Linked DNA regions of Homo sapiens: all the other regions are linked to region 4. The links are chromatin contacts, found by Hi-C or POLR2A ChIA-PET in ENCODE. All regions are on one chromosome and are shown on one strand. The core of a region is the stretch at or near the end of the contact, and the rest is flanking DNA. Distances in the headings are between cores, read along the strand shown.

What was found. Hi-C counts contacts between places; a loop is a spot of excess contacts on that map. ChIA-PET counts read pairs that join two places held with the same protein, here RNA polymerase II (POLR2A). Pooled maps may share reads with other maps.
Region 1: a map of naive thymus-derived CD4-positive, alpha-beta T cell shows a loop between it and region 4 (16-fold over the local background). The contact joins the promoter of ZCCHC7 here to the promoter of VCP in region 4. A Hi-C loop is called at or near these places in 1 of 168 maps with a recorded cell type or tissue (naive thymus-derived CD4-positive, alpha-beta T cell) and 6 of 50 pooled maps. POLR2A ChIA-PET finds 5 or more read pairs at or near these places in 1 of 52 experiments (T-cell).
Region 2: a pooled map shows a loop between it and region 4 (11-fold over the local background). The contact joins the promoter of TOMM5 here to the promoter of VCP in region 4. A Hi-C loop is called at or near these places in 1 of 168 maps with a recorded cell type or tissue (CD8-positive, alpha-beta T cell) and 5 of 50 pooled maps. POLR2A ChIA-PET finds 5 or more read pairs at or near these places in 1 of 52 experiments (activated T-cell).
Region 3: a map of B cell shows a loop between it and region 4 (30-fold over the local background). The contact joins the promoter of SMIM27 here to the promoter of VCP in region 4. A Hi-C loop is called at or near these places in 1 of 168 maps with a recorded cell type or tissue (B cell), 1 of 37 single-sample maps with no recorded cell type and 7 of 50 pooled maps.

What each region holds. Positions count from the first base shown.
Region 1 is chr9:37,117,141-37,122,498 of GRCh38, reverse strand. ZCCHC7 (zinc finger CCHC-type containing 7) reads right to left here and starts at 1,925. Exons shown (of 9, transcript NM_032226.3): 1 at 1,876-1,925. LOC105376034 (a long non-coding RNA gene) reads left to right here and starts at 2,099. Exons shown (of 3, transcript NR_188580.1): 1 at 2,099-2,703. RefSeq lists an enhancer at 2,184-2,263.
Region 2 is chr9:37,590,851-37,596,507 of GRCh38, reverse strand. TOMM5 (translocase of outer mitochondrial membrane 5) reads left to right here and starts at 3,911. Exons shown (of 2, transcript NM_001001790.3): 1 at 3,911-4,096. The coding sequence starts at 3,976. RefSeq lists silencers at 1,833-1,902, 2,302-2,596 and an enhancer at 3,555-4,314.
Region 3 is chr9:32,551,013-32,556,718 of GRCh38, reverse strand. It overlaps SMIM27 (small integral membrane protein 27), which reads right to left and starts at 4,392. Exons shown (of 2, transcript NM_001387564.1): 1 at 4,240-4,392; 2 at 3,712-3,918. The coding sequence starts at 4,284. The coding sequence ends at 3,796. It overlaps TOPORS (TOP1 binding arginine/serine rich protein, E3 ubiquitin ligase), which reads left to right and starts at 4,133. Exons shown (of 3, transcript NM_005802.5): 1 at 4,133-4,285. The coding sequence starts at 4,283. It overlaps NDUFB6 (NADH:ubiquinone oxidoreductase subunit B6), which reads left to right. Exons shown (of 4, transcript NM_002493.5): 4 at 2,775-3,718. The coding sequence ends at 2,843. RefSeq lists enhancers at 3,645-4,358, 4,163-4,492, 4,503-4,712, 4,359-5,073 and a silencer at 5,353-5,572.
Region 4 is chr9:35,068,163-35,073,972 of GRCh38, reverse strand. VCP (valosin containing protein) reads left to right here and starts at 1,348. Exons shown (of 17, transcript NM_007126.5): 1 at 1,348-1,636; 2 at 5,611-5,722. The coding sequence starts at 1,620. It overlaps FANCG (FA complementation group G), which reads left to right. Exons shown (of 14, transcript NM_004629.2): 14 at 1-134. RefSeq lists enhancers at 781-830, 851-990, 1,191-1,240 and a silencer at 1,641-2,270.

The DNA of each region.
Region 1 (5,358 bases), core at 676-3,175, 2.0 Mb before region 4:
GTGTAAGGAAAACACACGTTTGTCAGTTTGCCATTTAAGAATCTCCCAAGTTGGTACTCAAAAACTATCAATCCCATGACCAGAAAAGATGTTTCCTATATAACATCTTAAAATATCATGCAAATGAAACTTATCTAAGAATTAAAATACCTTAACAAATATAAAACAGCTATAGAATAACTGCAAAGGCTATTACCATTCAAAAGAGGGAGCAGTATTCATTGACTGAATTGTTTTAAACTAGACAACTTAAGGCTTATTTAAGCTTTCAGCATTTACTTAACACAGTCTTTAATCAATCCTTCTGCTCTCACAGTCTACCTACTGGTCATTCTGACCTTTTGCTCTTATTTACTTCCAAATATCTTTAGCCTCCCTAGATGTTCCTTCTTGATGACACACGCATCCATCTCCGGCCGATTTAAATCAAATCCACAGCCTCATTTTCAGTCCAATTTTCATTGGAATGTGATGAATACACTTTACTTTCAAAGTAAAATTTTTCTTACTCTTAGTAAGCTGCCCTGACAGGACAGTTGAAACACAATTGTCTAAAGGGTTAAAATGTCTGTCCATTTTTCAAATGCGATGGCCACTCTGAATCAAATCTGATTGGGATGGAGAATCCAAATGTGTAAAACAAAAGTCACAAAAGACAAACAGAGCACAGTATTTCAGTGGGGGAAAAAAAATAAGCTAAATTTAGTCACTTAAGTCCCAGCTCTTCTTGGGATATATATATGATTTTTACGAGAACTAATCCTATCCGGAAACATTTCCTTCACCTTTCCCTTAGCCCTTTTCCTTCGGTCATGCAGTCTCTTACCGTGCTAATTATCATATTAATATAATCCTCACTTGCGATCCTTCCTGACTTTATTCCCCATGCTCAGATTCTCCTGAAAGCATAACGCTTTCCTAAGTATACACACAATCCATTTAAAAGTCTTTGTATGCGACAGCCTAACTATTCAAACACGAAGTCATTTCTCTAACGGTCCTAGAAAAAATTTTAAAAAGAAAAAGAAAACCACAAAGTCAAGAGCTTCTGAGGGGACCTGAAAAGTCATCAAATTGAACGCTCTCGTTTTATAGTTGGAGAAAGGAGCTCAGAGAAACTTATTCACTGAGCTAAAAAGGCCCTACTAATGCAGCCCGTAATTCAACTGTGCAATCTGAAATAATCTTAAATTCAGCTTCAATAAGAGCTTTCTGGAATCGCCAGCGAATCCGTGGGGGAGCCACGGCTAGAACCCAGGCCTCCTGATTCCCAGCCACAGCTTTTCCACCGAACCAGCAGCTCTTCCCAAAAGTTGAAGGCAACTGTCCGCTCACAGGATGGGAGGGATAAAGGGCGCCTTAGTAAACACAGTCCAAGTCTACTCGTTTTACATGAGGAAAGGGTCACAGCTCCCGAAATTTTGGATTCTACTGCTGCAGCTGCTGCTTCTGACAGCAGAGGCGGGAGGTGGCCCAGGACTACTCGGTCCTCAAAGACTGGACTCTCTCTCGGCGCGCCGGGACCTCCGCGCTTCACTGACTGGCTTCCCTAGAAGACTGGGGGCCTTGCGGGGAAATAAAAAGGGCAGACACGCCACCCTCACCGAGGCCCTAGACGCCCAGCCGCTCTAGAATCACGGCATTAGCCCTTGGAAAGCCAGGGAGACGCGGACCCCCTAGACCCGCAGCCCGGCCGCGTGGGGCGGCGCGCAGGTGACGGACCAGGAGCTGCGCCCTGCCACGAGTGAGGGGCGGACGGGAGACGTCGAGGCCGGCGAGGGGGCACGCGCTAGTTCCACAGCCCGGCGGGCAAGAAGGAGGGTAGGCAGGGGTCCCGAGCCGCGGGCGGCGGGGGTCCGTCACACACATACTCACTGCCGCAGCTGCGAACAGGAAGCACCAACCGGGAACCAAAACGCGTAGAGGGACGGGGAGGGGCGAGGACAAATGAGGTAAGGAGGCCGCGTCCGCGCAGACCCGGGAGGGAAGGCACTTCCGGGGACAACACAGCTCTAGTCACCGCCTTTCCGTCCCCGCCCACCTGCCGCGCCTGATGTGCGCATGCGTAGTGGGTGCGAACCGTTCTCTGCCCCGCCCATAATTATTAGGTTTGCCTTCCTTGCTTTCCCCCTTCCCCTTCCCAACTTCTCTTGAAGCTACCTAGGCTGCATCTATTATTTGAATGACTCGTACGAAGGAGATGCTATTTACCGGGCAAAAGCCGGGGAGTTCGTGCCCTCTACCCCCGCGAGGAAAACTACAACCCCCATGAGGACACGGGCGAGGTTGAGGCCGGGCTCCGCCTCCTTCTCCCTGGCGCTCGGTGGACGCCTTCTCAGTGCCACGTGGCGCGGGAGCCTAGCTGATCGCGTGCATGACGAGGGCCAGCGTGGCTGGCTGCTTGGCCCGCAGACCTGGGCAGCGGGAAACGCGTACTTGAGAGCGCATGGCTTCAAGCTTCTCCCTTGCGCTCATGATCTTAGGCTGGTCGCTTTTTCTTTTAGGCGGAACACAGTTCACACTGGGCGCCTCCAACTCTCTGGAATTCTAGGCAACAGATTAACACTTTGTGAATCTCGAAGAGCTGCACTCCTGCTAAATATTGGAGTTAATGCTGATCCTTTGGAAGTCTCTGAAGGTTGCAAGATTGTGCTGGGAGCCTCTGGCTTCATTTGCCCTTCTCACACCTTATTTTAATACAAGGTAAACCCATCTGTAGAACTTTAGAAATAACTGTCGACCTAAAGGAAAAACTGAGGCAAAGTTAATATAAGTGGAGAATTTATTTGGGCCAAGTTTGATGAGGGCAACCTGGGATCATCAATTCAAGTTGCCCTTAATATGTGATCCGATAAGCAGCAGTTTCAACTGAGTTCTTTGTCTTGTGAAGCTCCAGGCTTAAAGGTATCGATCCTCCCACCTCTGTCTCCCAAAGCACTGGGATCACAGGCATGAGCCATTACACTTCTTGTAGCAGCTACGAGTGAATTTTTTTCTTTCTTTATGGTTTTTTTTTTTTTTTTTTTTTTTTTTTTCCTGAGACGGAGTTTCGCAGTTGTTGCCCAGGCTGGAGTGCAATGGCGCGGTCTCGGCTCACTGCAACCTCCGCCTCCCAGATTCAAGCCATCCTCCTGCCTCAGCCTCCGAAGTAGCTGGGATTACAGGCGCCTGCCACCACGCCCAGCTAATTTTTGTATTTTTAGTAGAGTCGGGGTTTCACCATGTTGGCCAGGCTGGTCTCGAACTCCTGGCCTCGACCTGCCAAAGTGCTGGGATTAGAGGCGTGAGCCACCGCGCCCGGCCACGAGTGAATTTTTAAAGGAAAAAAGAAGAGGCTTTTGCTAAACTACATACCAAGAATTGACACTAAAATAACATAAGCTATCCATTGGCTACACATTGTTCTTTCTATCACAAATTTTAGGAACACGAAGATAAAGGGTGATGCAGGTACTGGGAAGAAAAGAACAAAATGCCTTTAAACAATTGCCACACACCCCTACCCCCCACCCCCACCCCCACCACCACCTACATGGGATGGTGCTAACTGAAGTACCATACTCAAGTCCCTCTGGGCCTGATAAAGTTTGAATGCCTGCCTGGCTAATGGGGTAGCTCTCACCTGTTTGGGAGCCCGAAGTGGGAGGATAGCTTAAGGCCGAGAATTCGAAACCAGCCGGGGTAATATAGCAAGACGCTGTCTCTACAAAAAAATTTAAAAATTTAAAAATTAACTGGGCGACTGGGCGCAGTGGCTCACGCCTGTAATCCCAGCACTTTGGGAGGCCGAGGCGGGCGGATCACCTGAGGTCAGGAGTTGGAGACCAGCCTGACCAACATGGCGAAACCCCGTCTCTAGTAAAAATACAAAATTAGCCGGGCGTGATGGCGCATGCCTGTAATCCTAGCCACTCCTGAGGTTAAGGCAGGAGAATCGCTTTAACCCGGCAGGCGGAGGTTGCAGTGAGCCGAGATTGCGCCATTGCACTCCACCCTGGGCAGCAAGAGAGAAACTCCGTGTCAAAAAAATAATAATAATAACAGGGCGTGGTGGCCCACACCTGGAGTCCCAGCTGTTCCTGGCTGAGGTTTGAACTGCGGAGGTCTAGGCTGCAGTGAGCCGAGATCGCACCATTGCACTCCAGAATGAGACCGTCTGAACAAAAATGTTTAAAGCTCAAGCAAGGTGCCTCATGGCTGTAATCCCAGCACTTTGGGAGGTTGAGGCAGGTGGATCGCTTGAGCTCAGGAGTTGGAGACCAGCCTGGGCAACATAAGAAGACCCCATCTATATTTAAAATAAGATCCTTTTCTTAATTAAAAAATTATATAAAAATAAATTTAAAAAAACAAATCTTTTTATAAAAATAAAAATAAATAAGAAATTTTAAATAGTAAAAATTAGCCAGGCGTGGTGGCACACAACTGTATTCCTAGCTACTAAGGAGGCCAAGGTGAGAAGATTGCTTGAGCCTGAGAGTTCAAGGTCATAGTGAGCTGTGATCACACCACTGCACTCCAGCCTGGATGAGAGACCCCATATCTTTAATTTTTAAAAAAATTATTTTTGCATACCTTTAACGTAACTTAGACTGCTCTGAACTATTTTTCTCCTCTCATAATGACACACTGCCAATTCATTGGCCTATTTCAATTCTCCTCAAGACAAGTGTGAGTTTGATTGTTTTCACCAACGTTTATTGAACATCTATCTGTTAAAAGACGGTGTTAGAAAGTGCAGAAAAGCTGTAAATTTTTAAGTCACTGATCTCATAGAGATAGGCATCTAGCTAGGAAAACAGTTATAGTCTAGGAGTTTGGCCAGAAAAGAATTAGAACATTTAATTAACATTATGGGGTAAGTGCTGGGAAGGAGAAGGACAAGGTACTATGAAAAGGTAAAATTGGAGAACCACTTTCCAGAAAAGAAAACAGGCATAGAAGCACATCACAGATGACTAGATTGTTTGTTTTGGTAATATGTATTGTGTAAAACAAATGTCACCTTTTTAAAAATTTAAAAATATATTGCCAGGATTACTCCTGTCCATCTATTATAATATTTTAAATTTCGACAACACTTTGTGGATTTTTTTTTTTTTTTTGAGAAAGGGTCTTGCTCTGTCACCCAGGCTGGAGTGCAGTGGTGTAATCACAGCTCACTGAAACCTATCTCCCAAATGATGCTCCCGCATTAACCTCCCAAGTAGCTGGGACTAAAGGCACACACCACCATGCTGAGTTAATTATTTTTTTAATTTTTAAAACTTTTTTGTAGAGATAGGGTCTCCCCGTATTGCCCAGGCTGGTCTCCAGCTTCTGGGCTCCAGGCCTCAAGTGATCCCCCCACCTCAGCCT
Region 2 (5,657 bases), core at 2,662-5,161, 2.5 Mb before region 4:
AGACTAAATAATACAAATATCAATATTAAATTATGCGCGCATACTTTTTATTTTTGCCTTCCACGGCAAATCACAGTGAATCCTTTGCTCTTAGCTTTTAGTTCAAGGTTATGTAGGAAGAACAGGAAAGATGAACACAGAATTACAGCATTTTTAGAAATGTGGGCAACTTTAAAGATTAGACCCAACCTCTAATCATCCCATCATTGAGGAAGAATGAGGGGTCCAAGATATGAAATAGCTCCATCCAATGTTGACTTCCTGAAGCATATTTTCTCAATTTGCCTCACCTAAACCCACTGTCATTGGACAATACCACCACCTACATGCCAAATAAATAAGCACTTTTTTAAAAAGCCAAAAAAGAGAAGCGAATCTCTTTTCATGAGTTTCCTTCATTACAACTAGATGAACCATGCAAGGGGAAAACTGAATTCACCAGGAGGAACGTATCTGAGACAGGAATGGGTCATCCTCCTAGCCTGTAACCAACACCAATTCTTCACTCCAAGATCTAGCTACCCCATATTTCTATCCACTACCTACTTCTGTCTCTACAGGTACGCAAGCACCAGACTTAAGAAAATTGTTATGAAAATAATACTGCCCTTTAACAGGCTAGCCGTTTGCTACCATATCACCTACCGGGTGTAAAGGTGCTGCTTTAGCTGGGCATGGTGGCGCTTGCCTGTATCCCAGCTACTTGGGAGGCTGAGGCAGGAGGATCCCTTGAGCCCAGGAGTTTGAGAATAGCCTGGGCAACATAGCGAGACCCTGTCTCAAAAAATTAATTTAAGAAAGTACTGCTTTAATTTAGGGAATAAAATTCAAATGCTTAAAATCTGTTCTTTTCACCAAGAAACATTATTTTTGGCTAATTTATCCCGTCTTTCATTTCCTATGAAAGTTACTCAAAAGCATCTCTGCAGAGAAAATAAATTGATAGTTTCATATGTGAGCTGTTTTTCTAAATTTTATCAGCATTAGGGGTTGAAGTTACTGGAACCACGTAACAAGAACTCACCCCTTCCCAATCACTTTGCCTCACTATTCGGATGGATGAGATATGCCTTATTTTTACATCCATCCTATCGTGGAACACACACACACACTGACCATTTTGATGTCTGACCATATTTGATGATATTTTCAAAGTCATACACTCCATAACAGAAAGTTCTAGATGACACAATTAAAATTCAAGATGCATAGGTGGTTTTAAAAAATGCATAGACTGTTAGAACTGGAAGAAACTTTCAAAAGCATCTCAATATATGCCTTCCCTTTCCAACTAAACAAATGGAAGAACTGGGTGCAGTGGCTCATGCCTCGGTCAGGAGACTGAGGCAAGAGGATTACTTGAGCCCAGGAGTTTGAGACCAGCCTGGACAACACAGCAATATTCTATTTCTAACAAAATAGAAAAAAATAACCAGGTGTAGTGGCACGTGCCAGTAGTCCCAACTACTCAGGAAGCTAAGGCAGGAGAAGGACTGCTTGAGCCCAGGAGTGTGAGGTTGCAGTGCGCTATGATCACACCACTGCACTCCAACCTGGGCGACAGAGCAAAACTTCATCTCTTAAAAAAGAAAAAAGAAAATTAGCCGAGCGTAGTGGCACACGCCTGTAGTCCCAGCTACTCGGGAGGCTGAGGCAGGAGAATCGCTTGAACCCGGGAGGCAGAGGTTGCAGTGAGCCAAGATCACGCCACTGCACTCCAGCCTGGGCGACAGAGCAAAACTCAGTCTAAAATAAATAAATAAATAAATAAATAAAGAAGAAGAAAGAAATGGAGTTGCAGTGAAATCAGATACTCGTCCCTCATCACACCACTAGTTGGCAGCAGTGCCAGATCTAGAGTCCATGTCTCCAGTGTTCCTGTTCATGTTCTTTCCGCAGTTCTTGCTGCTTTCAACATCACTGCAGGCTTTCTAAACACTCACCAAGGGTTGGCTGGAGGCTATTCCTTGGGAGTCAGCCCCTCCCATTCCAGAGCTGCCTCTGCTATTCCATTGCATGAATTACAGATGCAAAAGGTTGCTAAAGCTGGAATAAGCAGATGAGTTCCCTTTCTTGCCCCAGTGCCTTACATTCTGTCAACCAGAAAGTTGACCGTGCATATAGTTATTAGTTGCTCTCATAGTAAATTATTGTCCTAATTTATCCAAAGTCCATTGTTGCTATGCAATATGCAGTCAAGAAGGAACATTCTGGTTTTGAATTATGTGAGCAATTCAGTCATCTGGCTTGCGTGTAAGAAGTAGATATGGCTAGTTGGCATGCGTAACTTGGGGCAGCAGCCTACTAACTCTGTTTGGATGCTTCTGTGACAGGAAATCTGGTTGCATCAAACTCTTGACTCTAGCGATGTCCATCCATGTGGGCACTAACTGTTAAAGACTAACAGATGAGCAGTAGGGTGCAGGGGAAAGATAATTCAACTTGACATGATAATTATCTGCATTAGAACCCTGCCCGTGCATCACCAGCAGAATGACTAGACTTTAGTGCACTTTAGACTTCAGCTGCGATGTTCCAGATAAAGGGCTTCACACCAAAGCTGGACTTGGTTTCTGAGCCTCTTTCTATTCATCTGTAAAATGCTGATCAGATTTGAACTTGCTTTATACATATTGTGTTACTTGGCTAACAGTATTTTAAAGACCTCTGTGCTTCAATAATCTGTAAAAAGGCCAGGTGCGGTGGCTCATGCCTGTAATCACGGCACTTTTGGGGGCCGAGGTGGGCAGATCACCTGAGATCAGGAGTTTCCAAGACCAGCCTGGCCAACATGGTGAAACCGCGTCTCTACAAAAAATACAAAATTTAGCCAGGCGTGGTGCTGCGCAACCGTAATCCCAGCTACTCAGGAGGCTGAGGCAGGAGAATCACTTGAACCTGGGAAGCAGCGGTTGCAGTGAGCTGAAATTGCGCCACTGCACTCCAGCCTGGGCGGCAGAGCGAGACTCTGTCTCCAAAAAAAAAAAAAAAAAAAAAAAAGTTTCATCTTTGTCTCTTTGTTTTAACTTATGTAAAGTTTCAAACATACTCAAGAAAGACTAGAATAATTAACTAAAATGAAGTACTAGTCACCAGCAGTTTTTAATATTTTGCTGACATCACTTATCTCTCTCAATACTTTTTTCCCCCTCTGAGGTATTTTTAAGCACATTTGGGGGCCAGGCGCGATAGCTCACGCCTGTAATCCCAGCACTTTGGGAGGCCGAGGCGGGAGGATCGCTTGGATCCTGGAACCCAGGAGTTCCAGAACAGTCTCAACCACCACAATTAGCAATAAAAAAATAAATAAAAATTAAAGCACATTTGGGCAAGATGTTTTAAAGATCTCTGTGCTTCAATTGTCTAATCTAGGAAACGAAGATTATAATATCGAATTCACGGGGGACAATTATATTGAATATTCAATAAATGTTAGTTATCACTGTTTACAGTGGTACCTATGTGCACAGCCCCCTCCAGCGCGTAAAAGCACTTTACAGCGCAGCGCTCCAGGCTCAAGATAGATGTTATTGTTGTTGTTATTATTATTATTATTATTATTATTTTGAGACGGAGTCTCGCTCGCTCTGTCGCCCAGGCTGGAGCGCAGTGGCGCGATCTCGGCTAACTGCAACATCCCCCTCCTGGGTTCAAGCGATTTTCCTGCCTCAGCCTCCCGAGTAGCTGGGATTGTAAGCACGCGCCACCGAGCCGGGCTGATTTTTGTATGACAGATGTTATTAAAGACAGCGTGGAGAAACCAGAGCCTGCGTTGCTGAGCTTGCGGCCGCCCGCTTCACACCGCACTTCAGATCAGCTGGGTCAGGACGTGGATTGTCCCGTGCAGGCATCCATCGTCGAGTGTGGCAACGAGAGGGCGGGAACAGGAAGTGAGGATAGGCCGAGTTCCGGGCGCGAGGCGGCCACCGTGGAGAGCAGAGCGCGGCGGCTGGAAGCTGCTAAGTCAGAGCCGCGATGTTCCGGATTGAGGGCCTCGCGCCGAAGCTGGACCCGGAGGAGATGAAACGGAAGATGCGCGAGGATGTGATCTCCTCCATACGGAACTTTCTCATCTACGTGGCCCTCCTGCGAGTCAGTGAGTGTCTCCCGGGCTGTGACTGTGAGACCAGCGGGGAGCTCACCGACGGGCACCCCTTAACTCTAAGGGGTCATCGGGGCCTTCGAACTGAGCTGAACGGTAGCGGGGAGCAAGGAGGGTGCGCGTTGAAGGCGACGGGCATATGCGCGGTTTGAGGTCTGCGGGTCAGGGTCCGGGCACTGAAGTGCACGTGGTGGCCGGCGCGCGTGTTTAATCATCCTGGTTCTCCCAGCTTGAAGAATGTTTGAGCTGCCGGGCGCGTTGGCTCACACCTGTAATCCCACCCAGCACTTTGTGAAGCCGAGGCGGGCGGATCATTTGGGGTCAGGAGTTCGTGGTGGCGGGCGCCTGTAATCCCAGCTCCTCGGGAGGCTAAGGTGGGAGGATTGCTTGAATCCAGGAGGCGGAGGTTGCAGTGAGCCGAGATCGCGACACTGCACTCCAGCTTGAGTGACAGAGCAAGACTCCATCTCAAAAAAAAGAATGTTTGAGCTGAAAGAGCTCAAGTAATTATCCCTAGAGGAACTCCCTCGTTTTTGCAGACAGAGAAACAGAGAAACAGAACCATAGTTCTAGAAGGAAGAAACAGCCTTCTTGGGAAGGCTGGCCAAAGGTCACTCAGCGATTCAGTGAATGATCTTGACCTAAAATCCAGAACTCTTAACTCAGTACCAGGTTCCTTCCCTTTCTTTTCTTTTCTTTTTTTTTTTTTTCCTCGATACACAGTCACGCCCTGTTGCCCAGGCTGGAGTGCAGTGGCGCAGTCTTGGCTCACTGCAACCTCTGCCTCCCGAGTTCAAGCCATTCTCCCACCTCAGCCTCCCAAGTAGCTGAGATTACAGGCGCGCGCCACCACGCCCGGCTAATTTTTGTATTTTTAGTAGAGATGGGTGTTTAACCATGTTGGCCAGGCCGGTCTCGAACTCCTGACCTCAGGTGATCCACCTGCCTCAGCCTCCCAAAGTGCTGGGATTACAGGCGTGAACCAGCGGCCGGGTTCCTTCCCTTTCAAAAGTGCTGACCTTTGAAATCCAAAAAGTTTTGCTTCATTTCTGTTTCTTTGTATAGAGGGTGAAGTGAGTCATTAGTTTTTTGGAAAAAAATGGGAAAAAAGAATATGAGTCTATAGGATTAATGCAAATATTTGAGGTTTTTTTTTCTATATCTTAAAATTGACAGGAAGTTACTCCCATTATATAGTCTTGACAGTGGACCTTTGAGGGAGGCAGGGCCTAAGATTCTTTATATCATTTTACAAATGAGAACTTGATTTTCAGAGGGGACTTAGCAAGGAAGGAAGGTATCAGAGTTATAGGAACACTGAATATAAGAACTGGAAGCAGCTTTATGATCAGTTCTCGAATGCCCTGCCTTCTCGTTCTCAATTCAGTATCCTTTCCATTGTTCCTTGCTGTATATTATTGGCCAGCCAGTCTGGATGGAGCGGCAGGGATGGTTCAAATAAATGAAGGCCATACCAAAGTCATCCTATTGAAGGCTCATGTTGGGCTTAGGCCAGAGCTCACTGATACTGAGATGTCCCTTATTCTGTGTCTCT
Region 3 (5,706 bases), core at 3,143-5,642, 2.5 Mb after region 4:
TATTCCATTTAAATGTTAATTTATTTTGCCATTTACTGTTCAAAGGAAAAGGAGAGCTCTATTCAGAAGACCATATCAGGGATCCTGTAGCATTTCTCATATTTCTGTATTTTTTGCCACTGTGGTTCTTTCTTGTTTCTGTGCCATGACCCCTTTGAGGAACTGAAGAATGCTCATTGTATATATGTTTAGAATAGGACAAGTAATAACAAACTTCCAAATCTCAATGGCTTAACAAAACAGAGGTTTATTTCTTGTTGACATCACAGACTACTGTGAATCAGGTGATCTTCCTCAATCTTACAGCCGTGCCTATCGAATATGAGGTTCCAAGATTGTGATACAAAGATACGGCAGGATGTCTCAGGGGATGATTTTTAGGATCTAAGCTTAGAAGTAGCTTACATCACTTCTGCTCAAATTCTGTTAGCTAAAACTCACTGTCATCTTCCCAAATATTATCTGTGTGCTCTTTGCTATTTCCCAGACCCCTGTTCATGGAGTTTCTGCTACATTCCATCTTTCTAGTCACCAAACAGCTCTTGGCTTCTTTCTTTACCCATGCATAACACACTTAGTCTCTCTCCTTAGGGAGAAATCCCAAAGTCCCATTCCATCATTGCACCCCGGCCCCAAATCCATGATCTCCAGATGATGTAAAATAGTATGTCAGGTTTATATATGACTTCTGTTGATCTGAGGATCAGTGAACTAAGAAGACAAGTTAACTGTATCCTTGTCCCCCAACCACACCCATTGTTCAGTGGTAGAATTTGGATAGCATAGTAGTCACTGGTTCTTGGCAATCCTGAAATCTCACTCCTAACCCGTGTGTGAGAAATTACTTGAATGGGCACTGATTTTGTTTTCTTGAAAGAACACCTTTATCCATCGTTCTTCCTGGTTCCTGGCTCTGTCCAGGGGGTTTGTTCTTTTCATTATCTACCTAGACCACATCTAAATGGTATTGGGAAGCATGCCCTCCTTAGGGGGCTGTATGGGCTTCAGAATCTGCCACCTGCTTGCAGGAGGTTGAATGCCAGAGGTTGTTTTAATTTCAAACATTCTGGCAGGATTCTGTAAACTATATGTTTGGTTTGTCCATCCATTTCCCTTAACATTTAGAAGCATGAAAAGAAAAATATTTGGTAGACATCTAATGTGTTTACTTCTAGTCAGTGTCTCATGCCAGTATCTGTTTTTCCTATACACAGTTACCAGCTTGTCTCATTTCTTTGTCCTTATGCATCTGCCTCTCTCACCTCTGTGGCAGCTATGTGGAGGCCATCTGAGGCAGACTGGTTCAAAGGCTACCTTCATTTTAAACTGATCTTTGCCATAGGGCTGTGTCCCTCTGTTTGAGTTTTATTGGGCTTCTGTTGCTCAGATTTCTTGTGTTAACTTATTGTTTAGGAATTCTGAAGTAGTGTGATTTTTCAATACCACAAGGTCCTGATTTTTTATTTATTTTTTAGATACAGGGTCCTACTCTTGCTCAGGCTGGTTTTGAACTCTGGGCCTCAAGCAATCCTCCTGCCTTGGACTCCCAAAGTGCTGGGATTACAGGCATGAGCCACCATGACTGGCCCAAATTTTTAGATTCTATTAACTTTTTTTTTTTTTGGTCAGGAACAGAAAGTCTCTAGCGTGCACCAAAGTGTTCTCTCGTCCTCTCCATTTTTATGTCGCCTCTCAAATCAGCCACTTTTTGCCTGAGCTCATGCTTCTTAAAGTACATTCCCAAGGCATCCAAGGATCCCAAGGATCCAAACACATACTATAACTTTTTTTCCCAGCTACTTCTTCTAGAACCTCAAGTTCATTAGGCAGTCAGCTTCCAAGTTATAGGAGATATTTTGCTAAATAGTTTGCCACTGCCTTTTGTTTCCATCTTTATCTTTGCTACCAGACTGCTAAGCCAGTGCCCTATAGCTTGATTTTTATTACAGCAGCATTAGTGCCACTTCAAGGCAATGATTTCTATTGGGATAATGCTAGCTGTACTAACAAATTGTTGCCCAAATGTATAATGGCATAAACATATTTATTTTTTCATTGGACTATAATCCTGAGCAGTACCAGGTCAGGGAATGGCAGGGATTGGGGTGGGTATGGGGACAATTCTACTCTTCCCAGTCATTCAGGGACTGGCAGGCTAACAGAATCTATCTTAAACACATGGCTGAAACTGAAATTGAATAATCTGTCTTAAAACTATACAGCTTGTCAGTGGAGGTTCCAAGATTCTTACCACTTGGTTCTGGCTTCAATGCCCATGCCTTTTTGCCCACATCTATATCAAGAATTGAAAAGACATCTGGACCAGCTGCCTAGCCAAAGTTTGTATTCTGTATTCAGTATGTAAGCCAATCAGAAAACTGGTGATTGCGTAACACATTCAGTTGCTGGGGGTACATTACCTCCTTATCTGGAACTGCAGATGTTTCCTTGCAACTTCTTTCTGGGGCCTCCATTTATTGGGGTCATACAAAATAAAAGATTATCCCTTTATCACTTAGAGAACACAATTTTCGTGCCCTTTTTGATTATTTTGTTTCTGAGTGAAAATTTCCCTATTATTTCACTATACCTTAAAATTTTGAATACTGATTGTTCAGATTTAGTCAGCTTCTACTTTGTCTAGGGTCCTTTTAAAGGGAATGCCAGAACTCAAGTACATTTTCCATGTGAGATCTGATGAACATAGAACAGAATAGAACTATCACCTCTGTAGACTTAAGATTTTTGTACTAACTGTATCTTTGTTTTCCTAGGGTGATACAATTCTGGAGACTGGAGAAGTAATTCCACCAATGAAAGAATTTCCTGATCAACATCATTAAAGATTATGTAAAAAGTTAAAAGGCTTATGAGCCTAAGTTTGTTCCTATATTACCATATTTACTGAATTTTCTGGAAAAGTAACTTTAATAAAGTTTAATCTCAGAAATTGTCATATCTGTTTTCAAGCATTGTACAATTTGAGACTGAGTAATTTAACAATAAGTAAAAAGTGGACATGCTAAACAAATATGAGAGACTACCTACTTTTTCTGGTCATTCTTGACTTGGAAAACGGTATGGAAAAGTATTTAGTTACATGTTTGTTTGTTTTTTTCTTACACAGTACTTACACTAATTTGGTATCAGGGTATGCAACAGTGAAATATCACAATAAACAAATGTAAGAACAGCAATTCCATGCACTTTTGTTTTAAGGAAATCTTTCCGGCCAGGCGCAGTGGCTCATGCCTGTAATCCCAGCACTTTGGGAGGCCGAGGCGGGCAGATCACGAAGTCAGGAGATCGAGACCATCATGGCTAACACAGTGAAACCCCGTCCCTACTAAAAATACAAAAAAATTAGCCGGGCGTGGTGGCGGGCTCCTGTAGTCCCAGCTACTGCGGAGGCTGAGGCACGAGATTGGTGTGAACCCAGAAGGCGGAGCTTGCAGTAAGCCGAGATAGTGCCACTGAGCCTGGGCGACAGAGCAAGACTCCGTCTCAAAAAAAAAAAAAGCTTTCCGAATCATTTTTGAAGAATTTAGAAACTTGATTGAAAAGCTTATTCCAACTATGATCTGACACTCAAGACTGTCAGATTTAGGTTGCTGTTAATTTTGTCATGAGAATGTAAAATACTAAAATCTCTAAGTGAAAAATTTGCATACTAGTGCTTGTTATAAAGGATAATGCAAAAATAAACTTGGGAACTTTGCATTATGAATTTTATTTTTATATCTACATAAGCATGAGGGAAAGAACTGTATTTTCAGATAATTAAATCCAGAAGAGTTACAAATTTTCATTCGTCCCAAAGATTTTGTCTGGGTATTTCTTCCTTAGCTGTCGTCTTGCAGACACCATCGAAGCATAGATGATGCAGCCCCAGGAGATTAAAACGATGGCAAGCAGCAACTAAACCAAAAATCGCAAAGGAGGTGTGAAATCTACCTGATATTTCCCCTCGCCCCCGTCAGGTTACCGTTGCCATTGCTAAGGTGGGAATTAAAGTAACAAAGTCGAATAAATGGGGTTCCAGTGGCGGGTACACCCAGCAGCCCTTACGTAAGAAGCGGAAGATCGTATCCTCCAGGAAGAGGCGGAGTCGAGGTGAGGGAGTGAAATGCTTAATTCAGGAATGGATTTTGGAGTTTCTGGGTGCTGAAGAAATAGGGCCTTTCCGCCTGCGGGCCCAGTGAGTCGACACGGTGGGGGCCCGCGATCCCCGGGACTTACCACTGAATAAATCCAGTCCAGCGTGCGACGACTTACTGGCTTCATGGTAAGGAGGCGGCAGCAGTCCGCGGGAGCTGGCGGGAGCTGCGGGCCTTACAGTAACCTCCCAGGCGGTGGCTGCCAGGCGCCAGCAGCCATCTTTTAGCCGGGCACGAGCGCCCGCCCACTCGCTTCGTGCAGCGCTGTCGCTGGCCTCTTCCGCCCGGAGTTGGGGGGCGGTATCACGTGATCGGGGGCCTTGCCCGCCTTTTAGAGAGGGGAATAAACGAGAAAATGTTAAAAATTGCTTTTTTTTTTTTTTTTTTGCCAACTAAGGAGATAGGCGTACCTCCACTGGTTTTCTTTCTAGTTGCAATGCAATATTAATGCAGGATAAGGTGCTGTCGTGTCCATTTAAAAGTTAATTTGAAAAACAATCCACGTTTTAAATATTACGTCTGGCTCTAAAGCTGGAAGAATTAACGCTTTCTCCCCCGCTCCCTCCCCCACGCCTCCCCGCATCTGATACCACACGATTTAGATGGACGTTCGCCTGTTCATCTTTGACGTAAAAATACCACCCACTCTTTTATATGTGACAAATCGTTGTGGGAACCCCTGTAAATCGAGCCATTCTTCAGAAACGTATAGCGTAATGTATATCTCTAAGAAGAAATACGTGGGACGCGTTACCCGCCATAATGTATCAGTCAAGCAACAAGTGTTTGTTGAGCGTGTCTGATGTTCTTGAACTGCCGCGCGTGAGATACTAAGCCCCGAGCACGGCAGTTTGGTGGGCGAGCGTACCAGGTTCAGCTCTAGAATGTTTGGGGCGCTCACATTTGAGGCCTGAGGAGTAGAATCTGGCAACGGGCCGCTTAGGCTCTAGACGTTCTTTATACCTCGCAGTTATCTTAAAAGAGTTTTAGTCTAGATTTCAGGGAGTGGGAAGGGGAAGAGCGGAGAAAAACGTGGTCTGTTTAGGGAGGAGTCCAGGCCCTGTTTTGTTAGGTTGTCCTGTTTCTCCCCAGCCTGGAGGGGATCCCTCTCTGAAGACTTTATAGGATACTGGTTGGGCTCTGGTTTGGGATCCCGTTGGACTCCTGGTGTTGCTTCCGGGAGGCGTACAACAGGAGGTGAGAGACTTCAAGTCCATCTAACAATTCCCCTATCTAGACACTAAAGATAATTTCCTAAGTTTCCGCAGAGTTTGGTAAGGTTGAAACGACATCGAACTAGTTCTCGTGTTTTCCGGGTAAGTTAGGGGCGAACATTCAGTCAGTGTCCCCAGTGGCTGAGTACCAGTAACAAGATGGGGAGGGTCGCGCTGCCCTCCTCCGGGGTCTGGAGCGGCGGGGGAGGGGCCGCATTTGGGCCGGTGCGCTGAGCCCCGCCCCCGAGGCCGGCGTCCATCTGCTGCGCATGCGTGAGGAAGGCGGGTGTTGTGTTTTGATGCGCGGGAGCTGGGGGGTGGGTCTCGCTCTCTGC
Region 4 (5,810 bases), core at 99-2,598:
GTGAAATTTGCCCTAGTTACTACCATTCTCGTTTTGGAGGAAACAATCTCTGCCACCACCAAGTCATTGACTTTGCTCGAGGCACCTTTTTTCCTGTTTCTCCTTTTCTGTTGTCGAGTAAAATTTCATATTTATCTCGTCTGCCTACTACATATACTTGCGTGGGAAGGCTTGTGACCGTCTAGTTGAGTGCTAGTTGTCTATGATGCCCTTTCCTGACATCGTCTACCTTATGAACTTGAAGTCTGGGTATGAGGAAAGGGCTACAGGAATCCTCACTTTGGAGGCAGTGGCTTTAGTCCTTCACATTGCCTGAATGCAGAGCCCCAAAGCCCAGGACAGTGACAATGAGTGGAGTTGGGTCTGAAGGGTGGTCTAGATAGGCCTCTCAGGACAAGGGCAGGTACCTGTTACTTAGAGACAGGCAGGTTTCTCTCAGAGTAACTCTTCACTCCCTTCCTAATTCCAAATTCTAGAAATTCGACTCGTCTTAGTCAAATGTGTCTGTGTGGGTACAGGGTGAAAGGTGAATTGAGTCAGCATATCACCAACAGCTGCCTGTTGACTACTAACAGGGACCCCTGTTATTTGGGGCCCAAGGATTTTCAAGTCCCAGCATATGCAGTTTTCTTGCTAATTTGGGTTCTACTGAATTGGCTGTGTGTTCTGTGGTTGCCCTTTGACTTCTCTGGATTTGAGTGCCTTATTATAAGGTATTAATATTAATGACGGGAGGAAGAAAGGCACAAGCGCTGAGAAACTGCAAAGGCTGTGGGATTGGGGTTACCAGAGGGTGCAGTGACAATGGGGTAGGAGTGGGGTGCTAGTCAGAAAGTTCAGAGTAGGGGTGGTTGGAGGCAGCGTTGAGAAGGAGCAAGAAGTGTCAGGGTGGTGATGGCGTCTTAGAAGATCTCCAGGTTTTGGGAGAAGATGGGTGTATGGGTTACCACAATAGGACTAGACTAATACAAGGGTTCAGTCTATTGTGCCACGTTCTTCCAGGAGGATAAACTCCGGAGCCAATGAACTGGAGCCAAGTGGGAGAGTCCGCCTCTAAGGGATTAAAGGGTCTCCTTTCACTAATCGATCTCGCCCTATTCCTTTCGTTGATTGGCTGAGAATTCCAATCCGTCGAGGAAGCGTAGCGTTGCGGCCAATTGACGTGGCGTTACTAGGCGTGTCGCATCACTGAGGCGGGAGCCAGGCCGCAAGCGAATTTCCTGATTGGCTGTGATCTGCGGGTTGCTGGGGAGAGGCGCGGAGAGGCGGGCGAGAGTCCGCAGGGCAGGCGCTGATTGGCTGAGGTGGGAGCAGCTTCCCTTCCGATGATTCGGCTCTTCTCGGCTCAGTCTCAGCGAAGCGTCTGCGACCGTCGTTTGAGTCGTCGCTGCCGCTGCCGCTGCCACTGCCACTGCCACCTCGCGGATCAGGAGCCAGCGTTGTTCGCCCGACGCCTCGCTGCCGGTGGGAGGAAGCGAGAGGGAAGCCGCTTGCGGGTTTGTCGCCGCTGCTCGCCCACCGCCTGGAAGAGCCGAGCCCCGGCCCAGTCGGTCGCTTGCCACCGCTCGTAGCCGTTACCCGCGGGCCGCCACAGCCGCCGGCCGGGAGAGGCGCGCGCCATGGCTTCTGGAGCCGAGTGAGTGTGCGCGCGCCGTTCGCTTGCTGCGGCGGCGCGCACCGGGACCAGCCGCGCAGGGTAGGCCCGGCGGGGCCTGGCCGTGGGCGCGTCAGAGAGGTGGAGACCAGGAAAGAGGGAAGGGAAGCTAGGGGGCGAGTGAGGGGCCGTGGACCCGGCAGGCCCGGCTGGGGCCAGCTGCGCACCCGCGCGCCCCCTAGGCGGGGCTTGCGTTGGGTCCGGGTCGGAGCCTGGGCCGGATCGTGCTGTGTCATGCAGGCCCCGGCCCGCCCGATTGGCTCCCTTAGAACGGACGTCTGGGCCTGGCCAGGTCTTCCGGCCCACTCCGCCGGCGCGGCGCCCCGGGGCTTTGGGGCGCCAGTCTGCCGTCCGGCCTACCACCCGCCGAAAGCCTTTGGTCCCCGGAGAGAGCAGGCCCCGCGAGCCCGAGGCCCCAGCCGGGCCCGGTGGGCGTGGACTTTGCGCCATGTGAAGGCCTCAGGAGCTCTGCCACCGAGGCGGAGCCCGGGGTCGGGGAAGGCCCGCCGAGCTCAGGGAAGCTCACAGCCGCCTTTTTGGAGCCGGGTCGGCGGGGCCGGAGGTGGGCATCCTCTGTGTGTGACCTGAGTCGTGAAGGACTGTTAGGGAGAGGGCGAGCCCTACCTTTCGCTTCTGGTCTTCTTACTTTAGGCCTGTTGTTCATACTAGAAAGTTTGAGCCAGTTTTCCTTAATGTTATGACTCGTGGGTGGGGAGAAAGGAATTTTTCTTTAACATTTTAGGTTCTTGCTAAAGTTGGAATCTCAGTTCGTGTTTTGTGCGCCTTTCCAGATTTCCAGGTTTCGTGGTGTGCAGTTTAGAGTTGCACTAACTCTTCAAAAACACAAACGTGCGCGCACTCCTTTCCCCAACCAGCTATATTGAGAAATTACCCGGGCTCTGGGGCTTTCTGACCCCACCTCCATCCTTAGGAAAGCGTTAGATAAAACTTGGCTACCTCAGCCCATTCAATTTAGAATAGAGAGCTTTTAGAGGCAAAAAAAAAAAAAAAAAAAAAAAAAAAAACACAGCCAGCCCAAGGAAACTCTATGCAAATTACCTTCCTTCCTTGAAGAGATTAGTTTTTTGAGGTGTGTTCCTTTTTCTCAAGTTTCTGAATTCGGATAAAGTATTACTCAGTTGCTTATTTAAAAGAGTCACTTATTCTGAAAGTATTCTTTTGGTTTATATGCAGTCAGCCTCTTATTTTCAAAAGTAAAAATCTAAAATTCTTGGAACCTGGCATCATCAGCTGTTTCTAACCTCTTGGTCACCTTGATGACTCTTAGCTGAAACCCTTCCAAGTCCCGTGGAGTCCCCTGTGCAGTTCTGGAAAGGGATTGACTTATACAGAAGACAATGGAGGATTGCCCCAAAGAGTGTCCAGAACTGCTGTTGGCCCATGGTCAGGCCAAATTCAGTCTTTTAGAGATTACCACATCTGATCTCAGTAGGTAGATGGGGAATTAGAGGCTTTACCTTAAGAAAAGGGCATACCACTCATCTCCAGAGCCAGAGTCCGGGATGGTAGGCAGAATGGAGGTTTTCCTAGGATACAGCTTTGAGATTAAAATACAAACTATTGACCGGGCACAGTGGCTCAGGCCTGTAATCCCAGCATTTTGGGAGGCCGAGGCAGGCAGATCACTTGAGGTCAGGAGTTTGAGACCAGCCCGGGCAACATGGAGAAACCCCATCTCTATTAAAATGCAAAAAGTAGCCAGGCATGGTGATGGTGCACACCTGTAGTCCCAGCCACTCTGGAGGCTGAGACAGGAGAATCACTTGAACCCAGGGAGGCAGAGATTGCAGTGAGGGAGATCGCGCCACTGCACTCCAGCCTGGGCAACAGAGGGAGACTCCGTTTCAAAAAATAAAAAACTATGGTGACTAGAGGCATCTGGCGTTTTATTTTTCTCCAGTCCCAGTTCTATAAGTCAAGCAAGAAGATGGGCAGTCCCTGGAAGAGTATTTTGATGGGACAGGAGTGGGAGAGCTCGTGGGTTTACATTGCTCTCAACTGTCACATTGAGCATGCTTGGCCTCTAGTGTGTTGATAAGCATTGGAAGAGTCTGCCTACTCAGCAGCATTGTGCCTGGAGTGGCAGACTTTTGGAATGGGGGAAGCAAATTTGAGCAGAGGAAACTGTCGTTAGAAACTAGTTTAGAGGCAGTGGTTAAAAATGCAGCCTATGTGTGAGGGTTAGCAGAAGGCCTACCATTTTGTTAGATGAATGGGGTTTGTTTTTCTCTTGGGTGTATCAGGACCCAAAGATGTAAGAACCCCATGGCTTCCTAGCTGAGCACAGCATTTTTCTTTGTCTCTTGCAAATTGTGAGGATATTTCCAATGGGAATACTATTTTGTCTTGTTTTGTTGACTTCAGTATCCCCAGCCCTTAGAACAATGCCTGGTACATAATAGAGACTCATGAATTTGTTGAATGAAGAAATTCGTTTTAAAAATTTATTTTCTTTGCTTCCTTCATTGTCTGGCCTTCCTACTTTGGTTAATGCTTATGTTTTCCTGAGCCTTACTAACACGAGGCCGCTCTTAAAAAAGAGAGAGCGCTGGGTGCTGTGGCTCACGCCTGTAATCCCAGTACTTTGGGAGGCCGAGGTGGGCAGATCACCTGAGGTCAGGAGTTCGAGACCAGCCTGACCACCATGGTGAAACCCCATCTCTAGTAAAAATGCAAAATTAGCCAGGTGTGGTGGCGCATGCCTGTAATCCCAGCTACTCGGGAGGCTGAGGCAGGAGAATCACTTGAACCCGGGAGGTGGAGGTTGCAGTTAGCTGAGATCGCAGCATTGCATTCCAGCCTGGACAACAAAAGCGAAACTCCATCTCAAAAAAAAAAAAAAAAAAAAAAAAAGGGAGAGGGAGCTTGCTGAGTCTAGTAAGTGACAGCTGGAAACGGGCTAGGTAATAAGTTGGTGTCACTGTCTGGTGAATGATCCTAGCTTCTAGGAAATAACACTGAGTGTAGACCCAGTCGACTTTGATTTGGGTGAGAGGGATTTGGATTTGCCCCATGTCTCAGCATTTCTTGGTTTTGATTTTTTGAGCCAACTTTATGGAATTGTGTACTTTTGCAGATATTACTGTGAAGTTCCTTTTGACCTTGAGCCTCTTTCTGGCGGTTTGATGTCTGTTAGTGTTTTTTCCAAATATGATGGTCTTTATGCTTGGCATTCCTTTGGTACTATGGAATGCCCTGGCATCAGTAGGTTTAGCCTATAAGGAGGGTAGCACCAATGATTCTGCTTCGTTGTCCCCAGGCTTGCTTGGTAGAACTTAAGGCCTCCCTGAGCCTCAAGGGAGGTTGTCTGGCTTACTTAATTCCCTGGAAAGTTAGCTTATGCTTTACTCTATACTGTTAATCATGGTGACCATTAATACCATGTGCCAGGTATTATGTTAAGCATTTTACATTCATTATCTCCCTTAAGACAATAAGCCTCTGAGATAAGTATTATATTCCTTCTTTTATAGAGGAGGACATCAAAGTTCAGAGGTTAGGTAACTTGCCCAAGATCACAATTAAGCAGTGGCATAATTGGAATTCAGACCCAATGGGTCTGACTATAGAGTTCCTGCTCTTAACCACTCTTCTGTAAGTCTAAGACTATTTTTATTTCTCTAACAACTATTCAGCCTCCATTTCTATTATGTCTTCTTCTTAGGCCATTATTTTCTGACCCTGGGGCAGGATCACTCACTTGGGGCCTTATAGCTGGGACACTGACGCTCAAAATACCAGGAGCTGCTGGAATGGGTATTGTAATATGTATGGTAGATACTGCTCCTCGTGACCTTGGCTGCCTTTCCTTCATCTGAGCTTTCTGGTCTAGGGACAGCTTCATCTATTCACTGTTTCTTTCCTAAGTATGAGTTTTAGAGACTGGCGAGGCGCTTGGGGCAGGAGTATCTACTGACTCCATTTCCTCCTTCTAGTTCAAAAGGTGATGACCTATCAACAGCCATTCTCAAACAGAAGAACCGTCCCAATCGGTTAATTGTTGATGAAGCCATCAATGAGGACAACAGTGTGGTGTCCTTGTCCCAGGTAAGCTGTGGCCACAGACTAGTCTTTCCTTACTGCACTTACTTGAGGGATTTTCCCAGGTTTCTTTTCTCATTTTTCTTGCAGTGAC